Regions from separate parts of the Homo sapiens genome. Here regions 1, 2, 3, 4 and 5 are each linked to region 6. Evidence: chromatin contacts called from ENCODE Hi-C or POLR2A ChIA-PET data. All regions are on one chromosome and are shown on one strand. Each heading gives the region's core, a stretch centred on a gene start or an enhancer-like site at or near the end of the contact. The rest is flanking DNA. Distances are from core to core; before and after follow the strand shown.

Region 1 (2,700 bases), core at 187-2,686, 580 kb after region 6:
GGCTCAACAGATAAGATGTAAACTACTATTATCATCCACTGAGTTGCCGGGACTAGGAAGTAGAAAGCATCCTACTAATGGTTCTTAATGTCTCCTGATCAGGCATGCCGCTGGGTTTAGGAACTTCCTTATCTCAATACTTTCTTCTCCCCCATATTAGTCAATAAATCCTGGAAATTCTACCCACTAAAGTCCTTTACATGTGTTCTAAACTTTCCATCTCTACTGCCACTGCCTTAAACCAGGCCTCTATCACTTCCTACCATTATTCCCTAAAATTCATTAGGTCAGGAACAGGTCTCACTCACTGCCGTCTCCAGTATCTTGCACAGCACCTGGTTGATAGTTGGTGCTCGGTACATATGTACCTTAAAGAGTGAAGCCGGATTAACGGATTACTGCAATACCCTTCCCACATGTTCTCCCTATTTCCAGGCTATTTCTCTCTCGACTTCTATGATCTTTGCTTTGGACTCCCCAAATACTCATCACTCCTCTTATTAATTCTTGCCTCCTGAAAGATCCATATCCAATTCTTCAATGAATATTTAAGGAACTGCTACTACATACCAGGTTCTGCGCTTGTTGTAAAGAAATTTCCTTAGCATTATAGGTCTCAAATTTAATCAAATCTCTTCCAACTGGTACTTACCGATTGTTGATATCAGAGTCAAAACCTTCACGAAACTCTTCCTCGCTCACTTCACAGCCCAGGATATGCACTTGCTCCCCACTAAGGCAGAGATGAGAAGGGATTGTCAAAGAGTGGGCACAGGTGCCCTATCCAGGGTAGGCCGGGGAGACACTGTGGGATACTCACCACAGTGCAGATTTCTTGACAAGCGCCTTCAAGAGACTGCGCCCCTCCCACTCCACGGAATCTGCAGAGCGAGGGACGGATAAAGGGTATGAGAGCGCTGGGATTACCGCCTTCGCGAACCCGTCGCGATTTCCACACCTAGCCTGTGACCCCTGGCCCTTCCTGCCCACTTCCGTCCCCTCAGCCAGGCCCGAACCGCACCCCCCGCCCCGCCACCGTGCCTCTGGCTCTCACCCCGAAGCAGCACCAGGCCGCCCAAGGCCAACAGCGAGTCCAACATCTCCAACTCGCGTCCGGTCCCTGCTCTGGCGCCCTCTGATGGCGTCATGACCCAGTGTCCTTCCTCCTCGGGGTGAAACGGGCCGAGCACTCGGGCGTCCTCCCACCATTAAGACCTAACATAGTCTGGAATGAGAGGTGATTATGTTCAATATTCCCAGGGGGGCGCTCACGCGGAGGGCGCCCCTCCCCGAGCCCTGGCGCACAGTCGTACGGACAACGACCCCGTCTACATTTTCACTGTGACCGGGGCGGGAAGAGCAGTTGGGGCAGTTGTCAGTGGGAGGGGGAGGAGGACCCACAAGCCCCCCGCGAGGGCCCTAAGCGCGGGCCAAGTGACGTCACTCTCCCCGCCCACGCAGTTTGAGGCGGGGCCTGCTTCGCCTCAGGCCCCGCCCCGCGGCCACCTTCTGCGCGTGCGCAATACTGCAGCCTCGCTTGGAGTGCTTTTGGCTTTCCTTATACCTACCCGCCATAGACCGCGCAGGAGGAACTTAGTCCCGGTGAAGCGAATACACGTCACCACCGGAAGTAGTGTCAAAGGGGAAGAGGAGGGGGAAAGACAGGAAGAGGGAGTCCTTTGGACGGTAAAATGGCGCCTGTCAGAGTGGGAAACCCAGCTGCAGAGGCTGCAGCCCCGGTCCCCAGCGGCTAAAGGACCCCCGAGCTCGGGGAGGGGGAGGCCGCTCCGGCCCAGCGCTCTGCGCCCTCCGGCTCCCCCTCCCCCTCCTTCCCTGCTCCTTCGCTCTGCAGGCCCGTTCTCCGCTGCCGCGGCCCTTTGCGCGCCGCTGCCCCCGCCCTCCCCGTTCCTGCGAGCAGCCCCCTAGCGCGCCTGCGCAGCGGGCCACTCTCTGCTTTCCCCCCCTCCCCTTCCCTTTTCCCTTCCTCCCTTTTCCCTAGCCCCCTCCCCCACTGCCCCCTCCCCCAATTATCCTTCCCCTTCCCTCCAGGTCTCGGAGGACCCCATCCTAGCCCTACCTGTCTCGGCCCGCAACCTCCCCGAAGCCGTCGGTGCCACTCCCAGCCCATGTGGGCCCCCGCGGGCTGCCCACGCCTGTCCCCCAGCTCCCCGTTCCGCTGGGCTTTACCCTCGCCAGGGGTGGCTTTCTGAGCCGCCCGCTCCGTGCCCCTCTCTGCAGCCTCTCCTGCCACTCGGGGCCCCCGTTCCCCCTCCCGGCGGCGGGGGGCTGCCCCCGGGGGGCTGGCGGAGCTGGGCCGCGGGGGCCCCGGGGCCGGCGGTGCCGGGGTCATCGGGATGATGCGGACGCAGTGTCTGCTGGGGCTGCGCACGTTCGTGGCCTTCGCCGCCAAGCTCTGGAGCTTCTTCATTTACCTTCTGCGGAGGCAGATCCGCACGGTGAGCCAGGGTGGGCGCTGGCGGTGTTGGGGACGTCTGGCGGTGTTGGGGACATCTGTCCGTGGTGCTCAGGGGTTTTCGGAGTGTCGGGCCTCTGTTTGGGCCTAGGAAGGGAATCCTGGCTGGGGCTTTTCTCGCCAGAGAATTGGGCACCCTAAGCGGGGCGAGGTGGGAGACCCTTGTAATAGAACCTTGCCCTTGGGGGTTTTGATGGGGCTAGATGGGACAGGATTTGGCAACTCTT
Region 2 (2,700 bases), core at 39-2,538, 800 kb after region 6:
TGGTGCGATCTTGGCTCACTGCAACCTCCGCCTCCCGGGTTCAAGCGATTCTCCTGCCTCAGCCTCCCGAGTAACTGGGATTAGCGCCACCAGGCCCGGCTAATTTTTGTATTTTTGTAGAGACGGGGTTTCACCATGTTGGCCAGGCTGGTCTCAAACTCCTGACCTCGTGATCCACCCGCCTCGGCTTCCCAAAGTGCTGGGATTACAGGCGTGAGCCACCGTGCCCGGCCAGGTTTCATCATCCTTGAATTTCCTAATTCCTCACCATGTTTGTCGCTTTAGTCATTCCTATTAAGAATTCCCTTCTGGGTACAGGTGCTAGCTAAACTTTCCCTCAGCTTCTCCCCGAACCCTTTGGAAGGAGCAGGAAGGAGGTGAACATCCAACGATCTAAGCATTTGACTCTCCTGCCCTTGTGCAGGCTCTCACCTGACAGCAACCCAATACTCAGGTATAGGTGGGTCAAGGAAGTAGCAAAAGAGGCGAGCAGCATCCCCAGCGCAGCCAAGATGCCTCCAGTCATCACCACGGGCCTGGGCCCGAACTTCGTGCTCAGGGCACTGCCTACCGGGCCTGAGGAAGTGGAAGGGGCGCTGCGAGAAGATCTCAGGGGTCTCCCCCCCAGCATCTCCCGCCCCTCGCCCTTCCACTTCCCAGTCGCCGCATTCCCTCTCCCTTCCGAGGGTCGCAGTCCGCCAGATCCAGGCGCCGCACTCACTCCCAAACTGCTGCACCGCGATTCCTATGGAGGCGATCCAGGAGACGCGCGCTGCCTGCTCCTCAAACGCCGCCACAAACTCCACGAAGAAGACCCCAAAGGAGCGGAGCACCCCAAACACAAGCGCCGACTGGAAGAACGCTGAGAGCACCACCACCCATCCCCAGCCCCCGTCGGGGGGCTCTGTCCTGCGCGCCATCTAAGCGGTAACAGGGCTGCTGCCACCCAGAGCCTCTGCAGGAGCCGGGTTCTGGACGCCGCACCTCTGCACACCCACCCCCGCTGCCGGGTGGCTCGGGGCCGAGAGGGGTTGGAGAGGCAGGTAGAGAGGAAGGGCCCGACGAGGCGGCGAGAGGCCCCTGCACCTTTTCCCAAGGCGGGGCGATATAGGACTGAAGACCTGGCCCGCGCTGGCCGGGCCAGAGTCTCCCGGGGGCGTGGTTCCGCGAGCTCGGAGCTGAGCTAGTTCAAGCCGGGGCCGGATCGGTCCCGGTTCGGTGTTCGGCTGGGAGCCAGAGGGTGGAACTGAGTTTGGGCCCCACCCCTGGAGCGCGCCAGTTTCCGTGTAGATGATCTATTTTATCACTGGGGTGTCCGGGCCGGGCCACCCTGGAGCTCGCCAATGAGGACGCGGGGCTCCCGGGCAGGGGCGGAACGAGAAGGGCAGGGCGGGATTTAGGCATTGTTGGGGACCAGCAGTGAATGGGCGCATGCGTAAGGAGGGGCGTTAGGAGGCTGACTAGGTAGGGCCCCACGTGACGCGGGGACTGCCAGGAAGCTTCCGTCTCCTCTTCACCTAGCGGGCCAAGTCATCCCCGTTTCAGCACCCAGAGCCACACGGAAGGGTTAGTGGTGGGTAAACTGGGTCTGGAGAGGAGAGGACTCTCTTGCTTTAATGAGGGGTCCAGGAATTGCAAGGCCCTGTTGGGGGTAGGGGAGGGGTTAGGAGATGAGACTCAAACGAAGTGTTTGGCGCAGCGCCTGAAGCCACTAACACGCAGCCCTAGGCACGCAGACCTAGAAGCCTGGATCCCTGAGAAGTTCAACGGCTAAGGGAAGAGAGAAGGGGAATGAGTTGGACTCCTGGCGTTCATTTCTGTAGTGGGAACTCGTTCCTGTCACTTCTGTTCCCACTAACAGGAAACCTACAGGTCACAGAGACCAAAAATAACTGAGGAGAGGAAGGGCGGCTGTAAGCTCACACAGGGCCCCACCAACACCACCTACCTCTTCCTCACTGGGGCTGGAACCTTTTCCTCTGCCCTCTAGTAACAACCACTTCCTAACCACCTTTTTTGATCTGATGGTGGGGTAGACTAAAGAGACAAACTATGACCCTGGCCACTGGAGCAGTCAGCCCCCTCTTACCCAAGTAGTCCTCAGGCCCCTAGCAAACACTCCCCAGTCCTTCCCAGTCTCCATAACACCAATGGCTTGGATTTCCTGTTCCTTCATTATAAGCCATACTTCCCAGGACCCTGACCTTGAAACCGTGGACTCAATGTTCACTCCCAGATTACTGGGGAAAGCAGCAAACAAGAAGTGGAGGCAGGGAGGGAGGTGTGTAGTCTTAAAAGACATATTGAGCCTTAAATAATTTTATATGTGGGAAATAAAAGTAATCATCAATAATACACATATATACTTTCTAAGAGTCAAAATGTCGGCTGGTGGGGAATATGCCAAAGATACAGAAATTGCTGTGGCTGTATTACATAGTGATTAAGAACTCGGGTCTTTAGAATCAGATCACAGTTCCAGTCTTTTATTTATTTATTTATTTATTTATTTATTTATTTATTTATTTATTTTGAGATGGAGTCTTGCTCTGTGGCCCAGGCTGGAGTGCAGTGGCATGATCTTGGCTCACTGCAACCTCCACCTCCCGGGTTCAAGTGATTCTCCTGCCTCAGTCTCCTGAGTTTCTGGGATTACAGGCTCCCACCACAACGCCCAGTTAATTTTGGTATTTTTAGTAG
Region 3 (2,700 bases), core at 91-2,590, 530 kb after region 6:
CCAGGAACCCAGCCTCTCCTGGAAGGCCCTCCCACTTTTCCCAGGATGCATCTGTCCTGTCGGCTTTTCAGGCCGGGCCAGTACAGTCAGTAGAAAGTGGGAGAGGTGGGGGGTGGTGAATGACAATAAAATGAAAGCAAAAGGTTGGTAGTAGTGAGTAGTAGAAAATCATACTAGGCTAGTAGAGTTAAGGACTTCGAAACCGTGGAACTCCCAAACCAGTTACAACAGGAAGACAGTGACAAGGTGAAGAACGCCTATCACGGTGGGAAACTCATCTGCCTGAGGCTTTTAGGCGCTGTCCACCCAGGCCGACAGAAAAGTTGGGCTCCTGTCCAAACGCCCTGTTTCCCCATTTCTCCGGCCTCCCAGCTCGAAGGGGTGCCACTTACACCTGGCTGACCGCCACACTTCACAGGAGGGTTTTTCAGGAAAGCTCCTGGGGCCCTTGAGGTTGGGAAGCGCTAACATATGCCTGCAGCAGGCCCTCCGGGGTGATTAGGACCCGAGCCTCCGGCTTCCACTCCTCAAAATCTCAGGCCCCCTCGGAACCCCCGCGAGGACTAGCTCCCCGCGCTAGGGGCTGCCGGCTCCTGCCGACCATGTGGCCGTTCCGGGCTTCCGGTGGCCGGGACCTGGGGGGAGGGGTCCCCGCGCTGCCATGCGGCCCCGGTCCACGCTTGGCCATGCGGCCTGCGACCCCGAGGGCAGCCTCCCGTGGGGGGCACTTCCGGTGCCGCGGCCGCCCCCTCCTCAGAGACTGCGCCAGGCCGGAGCCACGCCGCCTCCCCTCCCCCCGGCCGTCCGCCAACCCCCCCCATCATGCCCTCTCACCGAATAGCCCCCTCCCCCACCTCACGTGGCCGCGCTGAGCCGGGTCCTCAACGGCCCAGGTACCCTTGCCCCGGTGGGCCGATCTGGCCCCTGGCCCTCGCCCCGGCGTGGCCGCCTGGCGGCCTCTCCCGCGTGGCTGCCTCGCGGCTCGCCGTCCCCCGCCCTGCGTCGCTCCAACGTCACCGGGCCAACCCCAACCGTCACCCCGCGCGCCAACCGGGGCGCGCGCCCGCGCCTCTCCTCACCTCGCGCCGCTCTCTGGCCGAACCCGTGCGGCGGCGGCCGCCGCTCCCCTCTGCCCCCTCCCCGACCCCCGCGCAGTTCCATCTTCTCCCGGGCCCAAGCCAAGGTACCGCGCACACGCGCCCTGCCCGCTCTCACCTCGCGCGAACGCACTGACTCGACCCCGTCCGCTCGCCGCGAGCCCAACCGCTGCCTCCGAGCCCGCTGCCGCCGCCGCCGCCGCCTCTACCGCCGCCGCCGCTGCTGCACACGGGTCTTAGTACGCAGGCGCCGACTCCCCACTGACCAACCAAGCAGCCCTATGACAGCCGCGCAAGCGTGCTATCTATCTCCTCCGCCCTCCACCCCCGCACTGCGCAAGCGCACACACCCTACCCATCTCCACCCTCCCTCCCACCGACCCGTCCAATGACGCGCATACGTGACCCCGCCCCTCACAAACCCTGAGCGTTTTCAACTAATCTGCAACGCGCAGGCGCACCCGGTTTTTTAATCTCTTCAACCTCATCTTCCCTCCCCTTGATAGACCGCTCGTCCTACCGGGCAGTCCTTGCGCCTGCGCAATAAGGAGCCCTGCACTCCACACCCTCTAAAGGAAACGCCTGGGTCTCAGAACGCATGCGTGTTCGGAATCCTAAACAACCCCTTCCACCTCAGACGCCGTCAGTACGCCAGGCGTTGAAAAGACCACGCCGCTAGATCACTTGTCTCGTCTAGAACGCATGCGTCTCAGGATACGCCCCACCTCGGCTTTAACTGGACTTAAACGACTCACACGTTTCAGAAAACTTGCTCTGTGGGGTGGGCGCCTTGTCTTGGAATCAGTCCCCCCAGTTCCACACATGCGCGGGAGATGTCTTTCCGCCCCACTCTTCTAGCGCGCTAGTGTGGTCGGGTTCCCACCCATCTCGGCTTCACTTCTCTAAATCGAATGCCTATGCTCTGCCATAGAGTTCACCCGAGAAGATAGAGCGGTCCTGCGGCGGACACCATCTTCTTTAAACCCTCAGTCCGTATTGGTCTCTATGGCATCCATAGAGGCCATTCGGCTCTGAGGTCCTCAGTAAAGAAACTTAGATGGTATTACTGTGTTTTCCCCAACTGTGCTCTGCGGTTCCCCAAAGTATTGTCTACGAGGTCCCTTAGAAAAAATTGTCTATAAAAATGAGTGGTGGGCCGGGCGCGGTGGCTGACACCTGTAATCTCAGCACTCTGGGAGGCCGAGGCGGGCGGATCACCTGAGGTCGGGAGTTCGAGACCAGCCTGACCAACATGGAGAAACCCCGTCTCTACTAAAAATACAAAATTAGCCGGGCGTGGCGGCGCATGCCTGTAATCCCAGCTACTCGGGAGGCTGGGACAGGAGAATCGCTTCTCCTGTGGAGGTTGCCGTGAGCCGAGATTGCGCCATTGCACTCCAGCCTGGGTAACAAGAGCGAAACTCAAGTCTCAAAAACATAAATAAATAATACATAAATAAAATAAAATAGTGGTAGGCCGGGAGCGGTGGCTCACGCCTGTAATCCCAGCACTTTGGGAGGCCGAGGCGGGCGGATCACAAGGTCAGGAGTTCAAGACCAGCCTGGCCAACGTAGTGAAACCCCCGTCTCTACTGAAAATACA
Region 4 (2,700 bases), core at 73-2,572, 620 kb after region 6:
AGAGACGGCCTACTTTACTCACAGCTGGAATTTAGTGGGGAGAAGCAGCTCAACTCCAATCCTGGAGGATTAGGGAGATTAAAGTGAGAGAAGAGAGAGATGTCCCAGAGACCAAGAGGTGAAAAACAGGGCTCCTTGTGGAGGGGAGGTCTGGGAGCGAAGTGGGGGGCTGGGGCTCGGAGATCCTTCTCCCCAAATCTTTCCGTAGGGGCTGGGGTGAAGGGCACAGTCTGGGGAGATGAAGTGACAGTGTGTTCATCTTCCTGTGTTGGCATCTTCCCTGTCCCAATTCTCCTTGCATCTCACTAGCTCCCAGGTCAGCCCTCTGGCTCCTGGCACCCCCACTGCTGCGGTGGGCACCCCCACTCCTCACAGTGCTGCATAGCGACCTCTTCCAGGCCTTGCTGGGTGAGTAGCCCGTTTTCTGAGGGACCTGGGCCTCCAAGGGCCATTACTGAACTTCGGGGGCTGTTTGGGAGCCCAGAGATCATTTGGTCCAAGCTGGAGCACCATGCAGGGTCCTGCCTATGGTGTCCTCCATGAGTGTGGACCAGCCTTGGCTGAAAGGGCTCCTCCCTTGCCAGCCAGCCAGCAGCGGTGATGACAGGGGTGATGTGCCTGGAGAGGCCTGGGGTGGGGAGGTAACTCAGTTCTGTTCCTGTGACAGACATCCTGGACTATTATGAGGCTTCCCTCTCAGAGAGTCAGGTAAGGAGGTGGGGGCGAGCGCCTAACTTCCTGAGGGGCAGGCAGGGCTGGAGGGGTGAGCCAAATATCACTAATATTACCTGGAATCTTGGGGGCCCTGCTGACAAAAGCCTGAGTCAGTGGCCCAGGGACTTGGGGCACCGAGAATGCACTCTCTGTGGTCCTGTACCCACTCTCCCTTTCTTCCTCGTTTTCTTTGGCTGCCCCAGTTTCAGGCACTAAAGAGTCTAGGGCTTAACTTTTTAGGTTTCCCCCTGAGAAACCTGAGGGAGAACTAGGCCCCCAGGGATTGCCTCCTTCAGCTCCTCCCTCACACCCGACCCCCTACCGCCTGCCGAGAGGCCTCCCTCCCGTATTCAAATAACCGTGGGTGCTCCCAGCCCAACTATAGATGCTTCCTTCTCTAAGAAATGAAATCCAGCCTCATCGTCTTTGCTGTCATCGCTGGTGGCTGGCCAGGTCTCCATGTTTGCCTCAGGGGCCTCTGTGCTTCTGCTTCTATCTCCTTTCCCATTATCCGGGTTCCTGCCAGCACAGAAGGAGTTAACTCTGCCAAGGCACCCCCCCCATTCTGGCTCCTAGCTCCCTCCCTCCCTCCCCCTGCTTCCTCTCTCCTCCTCTCTCCCCTTCCCTCTTCGGCTCCACGGCTCCCTCGGCCGCTGCCGTTTCCAACCCCCCCACCCCACTCCCCCGCCACGGCCCCTAGCCCCTGGCCGTTTGGCAAGACCCCCCCCTACCCCGGGGCTCCCCGAAATCCAGTTCCCCTCCCCCACCCCAGCTCATGCCCCAGCCCCCGAACTCCGGGGCTGCCAGCCCCCGGTGCCCCCGCCCCTCCTGAGAATCGGGGTGTGCTCCCCAAGCCCCCTCCCCTCCACTGGGGAGCCCCTTTTAGGGCCCCCTTCCCCTCCCTCCCACGCTCCCCTCCCCTTCCCTTCTCCAACCCCCTCCTTCCCCTCTCACCCCTCCCCCCATCCTGGCCCCCCCTGCAAAAGTGGGGTGCGGAGGGGGGAGGGGTGAGAACCCACGGAGGGGAGGAACGAAACTCCGATGAAGTCAGAGCCCCTTACCCGCCGCCGCGGCCAGGCCCCCCAACATGGACTGTCTCTGTATAGTGACAACCAAGGTAAGCATGATGGGGGGGCTATAAACTGGGGGGAGGGTATGAGTTTGTGGGGAGGGGTTAGTAGGCCTTATCTGGGACTGGCGCCCCTGGAGTGGCAGCATCAGAAGTAAGATGTATTTGGGGGTCTTAATTTAGTTTTGGGGTTCACATCTGAGAAAATGCAGGATTTGGCCACAGGTGCCCCCTGGAGTGATCCCTTTGTACCTGTAGGGATATGGAAAATTTAGGATATTCCATGGTTCGGGGGGCCTGGCGGGTTTGGGGGTTCATCAGCGCTGTTTGAGGGAGACTTATTTAAGGAGAAGCCTGGCTCATAAGGGAGTCCTGCTGGTGTATGTGGGAAGGTGGGCTATGTTGGGGGGTTCCTCTTTCCTCCCCAGGGAAAAGCTGGCTTCCAAGGGCCTTGTCCAGTTTTGGGGGGCTCCTGGCATGGGGTAAAGGTTATTGGTTGTGAGTGCCTGACTGATCTGGGGGTGTCAGCTGGCAGGGAAGGGGTGGGCCTTCAGACTCTAGAACAAGCATCTCGTGGTGGCTGCATTTAGGGATGCTCTCTCAATTTGAGGGAACTGTTAATTTAGGGTTCAGTCATATAGAATGGAGGTAGTTGGAAGTTGTCAGAGGGCTGGGGCCCTGGCATGGGATCACCTGAGGGAATGGACCAGGTGAGGCAAGGATTTGGGGGTACTCCCATAGGAGGCAGAAGATTGCAGCAGCCGAGCTTGCCAGCCCCTGAGGAGGAGGATGAGAGGCTTAGGGAGAGAGGGGATTTGAGGAGGGGGACCGGGTGGGTGGTGCACAATTTGGGGGTGGCCCAAAGGCAGGTGCCCAATATCCCCATCTCCTCCCACACTGTATCTAGCCCTGATCAA
Region 5 (2,700 bases), core at 22-2,521, 800 kb before region 6:
AGACTTTATTATATTTATATATAATTATGCAAGAGTTTTGTTGCAGTTGCCTAGATTCTGCAGACATTTCATTAAATTTTATTTACTTTGATTTTTCCAGTTTCCTTTCGTTATTTTGGGGCCACTGTTTTTCAGTCTCCAACGTTTTCATAAGCCCTAGGGGATATGACAGCGCTACAGGAATCCAGCCTTATATTCTTAAGAACCTCTCATAGCCCTTCACGTAGGGAGCTCTGATGAATGAATGAAGGAGCGACTGAACGAGTGAATGAATGAGGTGAATAAAGTTTCTTCCAAGTTTTCTCTCCAAGGTCGGTTCTCTTCTCATTCTTCTGGAATCTCAGCCTTGCCTGGAGGCTGGGCAGGAGAGCCTCTCACCCCGCTAACACCAAAACTGCGACCTTGGAGGACCGTGTCCTGCGCCTGGCGCTCGGCCGATCCCGGCAGAGTCCGCCTGGGGCCGGGGTCGGGACAGTGGCCGCAGCGTGGAGCGCAGCCGGGTCCCGGGCCAAACCCTGTGCGCATGGGCGGAGCAGCGCCCTCCCCCGCGTTCCTTCCCCCACTGCAGGTGAGTCGCAGCGCCGCGGCCCCAACCCCGCGCAGCCCCGGGGGTGACGTCAGGACTCTGGACCGCGCTCCGCCCCGCCCCTGCAGGCAACGCTGAGGGCCCGCGACTCCGCGGTGGAACCCCGTCCCGCTGCGGTACATGCCGGCTGCCGCAAGCACAGGGGGCGACCGGGCGCTCGAATGTGCTGCGGCTGCGGCGGCTGCCTGACGCTAGGACGAGGAGTCTGCAGTCAGAGCGCCAGCCTCCTGCCGCGGCCCACCTGCCCCGCGGCCCGCACAGCCAATGTCAGCGCAGCGCGCCGGCCGCCGCGGGGCCCGCACCCGCAGCCTCGCGGGATCGCCGGGCGTTCAGCCAGCCTCAGCTGTCCATCTACGCACGAGCCAGCCAATCCCGCGCCACTGCCCCGGCCGCACCTCCCGGAGCCTATGACGGGCGTAAGAGCCAGCCCATGAGATTGGGGCCTCTGTGGCCTGGGCTGGGAGCGGGAGCCAATGAGCGTCATTCCAGGTGGGTGGAGGGAGCCGGACTCGGGAAGGTAGCTTCGTTCGGGTTGCTAACGTCTTCCCTTGGAGATGGGCGCGCAAACCAACCAGTGGGTCTGGGGGCGGCGGTGATGGGCGTGGAGCTGGCCCAATGAGGGTAGGGGTGGGTGGGGCAGCCCCGAGCAGCAGTGCTAAAGGAGCCCGGCGGAGGCAGCGGTGGGTTTGGGACTGAGGCGCTGGATCTGTGGTCGCGGCTGGGGACGTGCGCCCGCGCCACCATCTTCGGCTGAAGGTGAGAGGTGCGGCTACCCGGGTCCGAGTGCACGGCCCAGGGCTGGGGGACAGTTTGTGGAGGGAGGAATGGCTCCTGGGCTGAGGGGTCCCGGGCGGCTCTGGAGGACAGGAACGGGGGACCGAAGCGGGAGCTGGGGAAGACAGAGGGGCTTCTGAGCTGTAGGGTTTGTGCTGCGGGGACCTTAGGTTAGTTTGAGCAGGGTCCTGGGCTGGGGGCACTGGGACCTCAGTGGGTGGAGATGGAGAGACTCCCGGAGGAGCGGGGAATGAAGTCCTTGTGAAACCCGCGGGGGTCAGGGCCTGGGTGTGCAGGAGGGCGACCCCTGGGGGGCTGGGGGATGGAGATCTGGGGGTGGGGACGTGAGGACCAGGTTCTCGGTGGGTGGGATCCCTGGGGGCGCGAGGTCGAGGGGCTAGTGTCCCGGCGGAGGTCTCGGCGTGCCCCGCGAGCCAGTGTCTGCCTCCCAGGAAGAGAGGGGATTCTAAGCGGGGCTGGAAAGCGCAGTCCCGGCGGTAGGGTGGGGGGGCGCTGGGCAGGAAGGGCCCCTGCGTGGGTTGCTGGGTGGGTTAGGCCTGGCGCGACCGGTCCCCCGCAGCACCAGAGGGGTTCACCATGGGCTTGGAAGGCGGGCGGCGCGCGCCCGACCCGTGGGTGGAGGGACAGGAGGGCATTGGCTCTGCGCGGCCGGGGAAGCGCGCGGCGGGTGAGGGGCTCCGGAGCCGGCCGCGGGCGTGGGGAGGGTCGGACTCCGCCGGCGCCGGGGAAGGAGCGCGGGAGGAGGGCGTCCTGCCGCGCCCTCCGTGGAGCGCCTAGGCCGGGGGTGGACGCCCTGCGAGGCCCAGGCGGTTTGAGGGGGCGAGGCGGGAAATGTGGCGGGGCGCGCTGCAGCAGGACGGCCGGGGGGAGGGTCAGCACTCGCCTCGGGATCCCTTTATTGTGTAAGCGAGCTGGGAATGGCTCGCCGCAGTCTCTTCATTGCCTTCTGCAGTTGGGGGTCACACCCTGATCCCATAAAATCGGACTGGAATTGGTTCGGAGGGAAGTTGAAGCCGCGGAGTCCTGGCATTTGTGGGGGCTTTGTGGGCCTGTGGTGGGCGGATGCGGCCCTGGGAAGCGGGAGGCCCCCAGCCAGGCCTGTTTGGAACTAGGGCCTTAGGAAGGAGGTTGGCGACTCGGCGGGTCAGACCGGGCTGGTGAGGTTTGGATAACGTGGCCTCTGCCTACAGCCGTTATCTCTGTTTCTTTAGGGCCTCTGCAGCTCCCTTCAAGATCACTGCGGTGGATGGAAGGGGGTGGGGTGGGCTGGGGTGGGGTAGGGGAAAGCAGGCGGGGTAGATGCAGACTGCAGATGAAAC
Region 6 (2,700 bases), core at 190-2,689:
GCTATCATCCCCCTTCCCCATTGGCTGCCAGGGCCCTGACGTCAGGGCCGACCGCTGGAGCGGATTGGGCGGACGGGAGAGTTCGGGAATCCGGCTCCCAAGTCTCGCCCTCCAGTTACTCTGGCAACAGGACAAGCAACCCAGGGGAGGGAAGGGGAGCCGAGGTCAACGCTGCGCCTCGGTCCCTAACCCCCTCCGGACAACCACCGAGTCCCCTTCGGTCGCGGCGCAGCTCGCTACCTCCCCGCCTTCCTCCCAGGGCTCTTCCTGTCCCGGGAACCAGGCGTCCTGCCCTCGGCCTTCCCCACAGTCTTCAGGCCCTCCGCTGTCTCTAACCCCCACCAGTGTCACAACATAAGCTGCAGCAAACAGGAAGCGAATCTACGTCGCTTAGCAACCACCCCGCGTGCCCCCCTCCCCACTATTTACCCCAGCCGGGAGAGGCGGAGATTGAGTCCCCAGCCCCCTCCCCGTCTTCTGCGCTGCGACCTCCTGCCCACAATTTCCTGTGAGGGGGCCCAGATCACAGGAAGTCAAGTGGGGGCCTCAGCCTACCTTTCCCTCGGACCGGGGCGGGGGGCTTCAGCTACTTTCACGGTCACATCCCCCACCTGCCCTGGGTGCGTCTCGCCCTCGCCATCTTGTGGCTACGTTGGGAAGGCTCCGCACCGAGAAGCCGTGCGGGGCGCGCTAGGGTTCGGGAACGGCGGAGTGGGAGAAGGACTAGGGATGAGGAGGCTAGCGGGGCGAGACGGAGTGAAAGGGAGGCGCAGGGGGGTGGTGGGAAGAAGGCGAAGGCTACCGCTGGGAAGCTCTCGGGGCCGCTGGTGGGAAGGTCAGGCTGAGGCTTCTACACCTCACCCGTGCAGAGAACTGGAGGGAGACTTAAAGTAGTCCTGGGACCGGGACACACCCAAGTCTGACCACATCTGACCTTACTGGGCCATGGCATTGACCTGTCTGCAAACTCTGCCCTTTAGTCCTGCCCTTCAGTAAGGACCGCCGCGCCCCGCCCCGCCCCGCCCTGGAGTCGGGAAGGGGAATCCCAGCCCAAGGGGAACGGGGAGTCCTTTCAGGCCCCTCTGGACATTTGGAACCTGAGACATCTGCCTCCCAGTTCTTCCTCCTTCCCCGCCGTTCTCTCTTCTAGGGGACCCATGACCTCCGCCCCAGTCTTCTTCCCAGTGCCCTTCCCAAGACCCAAACGTCCATCCCCAGCTCTACCCCTCCAGAGACTCAGGCGTCCTGCCCTGCTGCAAGGAGAGGGTTTCCCTCTTTACAGACGTCCTCGCGGCTCCCCGTTACCTGGTTCTGGGGGGGGTCCCAGGTGTTCAGGCTCCCCAAGGTATCCCAGGGGGTCGAGCGGCCCCCCCTTCTCCCAGGCCGGGGCTGGGGGGGCCGCTCCGCCCAGTGGCGCAGTTGGATTTTCCAACACAAACACCCGCACCCCCGCTCCCCAGCCCCGCCCCCTTGTGGTCCCGCCCCTCCTCGCGCTCTAGTCCCCCTCTCCGGCTCCGCCCCGTCTTCTGCCGGTCCCGCTCGCCTCAGGGCGGGTGCCGGCTAGGATGCCGGGTGCGGGGTGCGGGCTTCAGGGTGCGGGCCTCAGGGTGCAGTGTACGGGGTTCAGCCCTGATCCCTGCCTGACAAATCCCTACTCATTTGGATCACGCGCCCTTCTAAGGTAAGCCCCGCCCCACCCACTGAAGTCCTGCCCGGAGACTTAAGCCACAGCCTCTTCAGGCGGCTCCGCCCTGCCCATTCGTTCAGGGCCACGCCTCCGTTCCGCTCCAGGCCGCCCCACCTCCCTCGCTTCTTTCCCCGTCCAGTAGCAGCTCCGCAGTAGCTCTGTCCTCCGTGAGGCCTGGGCTTCCTCCCTCCCCAGACCCTCACCATTGCATTGAGAGACTTAAGGCTTGTTGTCGCGGGTGTTTTACAGCACTGAGCTCCAATACAACTCTTTCACTTTTATGGCTAACACAACTAGGTATCTCCAGGGCCACATCACACAAATTCGGCCAAGGTCAAAGTCTGAGTGAGGTCCGGCCTCAGTCCTAGGTGCAACATCTGTCTTAGCTCCTGGAGTCCCTGACCCTCTCTCTCAAGCGGAGAAGAGGAGGAGGTCTCAGCTGTCCAGGCTCATGAGTAGAGCAGTGCCCCTCTTGATCCAATGATCAGGTGTCATGGCCCCAGACCGCAGGTCAATGCCGATGACAAAGGAGGCTCGGTCTGAGCTGCCTGCCCGGTTGGGATAGTAATAGCAGGGGCAGGAGTACATGCCTGGGGGAAAGGAGAGGAGAAGTCAGACCCCTGGAGCCTCCGGGAGAGCAGGGCAGGAGCAGGGCAGGAGCGGGTGTGGGATGGGCTGGAGCAGAGAATGGGTTAAGTTCCAAACTAGGGACGGGGCAGGCAGGTCCTGCCTGGGGAGCTGTCCCACCCTTGGCGCTCTTCTTGCGGCTCTCTGCAGGCCGGAAGTGGATCGTGGGCATGAGGCAGACAAGCTGCATGGGCTCTGCCTCCACCAAGCAGGAGTTCTTCCGGTCCCAGCCAGCACCTTCCAGGTACAGGCCCCGGACCCAGACACCATCCTGGGGAGAAATGGGAGCAGGTCTGGGAGAAGCTAGACTTCAATTGCCAGCGCCCCTGACCTGCTCCCTCTCTCCTCCCTTTTCGTCCAATTATTTCCAGTACCCTCTTTTGCTC

What was found. Hi-C counts contacts between places; a loop is a spot of excess contacts on that map. ChIA-PET counts read pairs that join two places held with the same protein, here RNA polymerase II (POLR2A). Pooled maps may share reads with other maps.
Region 1: a map of OCI-LY7 shows a loop between it and region 6 (11-fold over the local background). The contact joins the promoter of ELP5 here to the promoter of KDM6B in region 6. A Hi-C loop is called at or near these places in 8 of 168 maps with a recorded cell type or tissue (CD8-positive, alpha-beta T cell, OCI-LY7, PC-9 and 5 more), 13 of 37 single-sample maps with no recorded cell type and 19 of 50 pooled maps. POLR2A ChIA-PET finds 5 or more read pairs at or near these places in 1 of 52 experiments (B cell).
Region 2: a pooled map shows a loop between it and region 6 (7-fold over the local background). The contact joins the promoter of SLC16A13 here to the promoter of KDM6B in region 6. A Hi-C loop is called at or near these places in 1 of 168 maps with a recorded cell type or tissue (naive thymus-derived CD4-positive, alpha-beta T cell), 2 of 37 single-sample maps with no recorded cell type and 9 of 50 pooled maps.
Region 3: a loop to region 6 is called in a map of CD4-positive, alpha-beta memory T cell, with 23 times the contacts of the local background. The contact joins the promoter of EIF5A here to the promoter of KDM6B in region 6. A Hi-C loop is called at or near these places in 5 of 168 maps with a recorded cell type or tissue (CD4-positive, alpha-beta memory T cell, CD8-positive, alpha-beta T cell, gastrocnemius medialis and 2 more), 9 of 37 single-sample maps with no recorded cell type and 18 of 50 pooled maps. POLR2A ChIA-PET finds 5 or more read pairs at or near these places in 3 of 52 experiments (MCF 10A, activated B cell and activated CD4-positive, alpha-beta T cell).
Region 4: a loop to region 6 is called in a map of gastrocnemius medialis, with 3 times the contacts of the local background. The contact joins the promoter of DLG4 here to the promoter of KDM6B in region 6. A Hi-C loop is called at or near these places in 4 of 168 maps with a recorded cell type or tissue (ascending aorta, gastrocnemius medialis and naive thymus-derived CD4-positive, alpha-beta T cell), 2 of 37 single-sample maps with no recorded cell type and 18 of 50 pooled maps. POLR2A ChIA-PET finds 5 or more read pairs at or near these places in 1 of 52 experiments (activated B cell).
Region 5: a loop to region 6 is called in a pooled map, with 8 times the contacts of the local background. The contact joins the promoter of MYH10 here to the promoter of KDM6B in region 6. A Hi-C loop is called at or near these places in 6 of 50 pooled maps. POLR2A ChIA-PET finds 5 or more read pairs at or near these places in 2 of 52 experiments (MCF 10A and activated T-cell).

What each region holds. Positions count from the first base shown.
Region 1 is chr17:7,250,951-7,253,650 of GRCh38, reverse strand. It overlaps ELP5 (elongator acetyltransferase complex subunit 5), which reads right to left and starts at 1,436. Exons shown (of 8, transcript NM_203414.3): 1 at 1,055-1,436; 2 at 821-881; 3 at 653-733. The coding sequence starts at 1,100. CTDNEP1 (CTD nuclear envelope phosphatase 1) reads left to right here and starts at 1,917. Exons shown (of 8, transcript NM_001143775.2): 1 at 1,917-2,456. The coding sequence starts at 2,355. RefSeq lists silencers at 780-1,019, 1,790-1,999, 2,070-2,189 and enhancers at 1,050-1,269, 1,138-1,726, 1,727-2,314.
Region 2 is chr17:7,034,603-7,037,302 of GRCh38, reverse strand. SLC16A13 (solute carrier family 16 member 13) reads right to left here and starts at 1,288. Exons shown (of 4, transcript NM_201566.3): 1 at 722-1,288; 2 at 433-576. The coding sequence starts at 920. RefSeq lists enhancers at 721-960, 1,691-1,740, 1,349-1,849.
Region 3 is chr17:7,306,268-7,308,967 of GRCh38, reverse strand. It overlaps EIF5A (eukaryotic translation initiation factor 5A), which reads right to left and starts at 1,340. Exons shown (of 6, transcript NM_001970.5): 1 at 1,216-1,340. RefSeq lists enhancers at 1-173, 1,404-2,214, 2,044-2,343, 2,215-2,700 and silencers at 644-763, 854-1,023, 1,384-1,493.
Region 4 is chr17:7,216,249-7,218,948 of GRCh38, reverse strand. DLG4 (discs large MAGUK scaffold protein 4) reads left to right here and starts at 1,322. Exons shown (of 20, transcript NM_001321075.3): 1 at 1,322-1,831. The coding sequence starts at 1,802. It also overlaps a transcript of ACADVL not described here.
Region 5 is chr17:8,629,296-8,631,995 of GRCh38, reverse strand. It overlaps MYH10 (myosin heavy chain 10), which reads left to right and starts at 1,271. Exons shown (of 43, transcript NM_001256012.3): 1 at 1,271-1,342. RefSeq lists a silencer at 400-1,079 and enhancers at 564-1,341, 1,342-2,119, 2,120-2,700.
Region 6 is chr17:7,832,956-7,835,655 of GRCh38, reverse strand. It overlaps KDM6B (lysine demethylase 6B), which reads right to left and starts at 1,439. Exons shown (of 24, transcript NM_001348716.2): 1 at 1,306-1,439. DNAH2 (dynein axonemal heavy chain 2) reads right to left here. Exons shown (of 86, transcript NM_020877.5): 85 at 2,435-2,585; 86 at 1,914-2,277. The coding sequence ends at 2,123. It overlaps LOC124904106 (translation initiation factor IF-2), which reads left to right. Exons shown (of 4, transcript XM_047437265.1): 4 at 1-248. The coding sequence ends at 39. RefSeq lists silencers at 1-57, 1,308-1,467 and enhancers at 606-1,105, 1,736-2,347.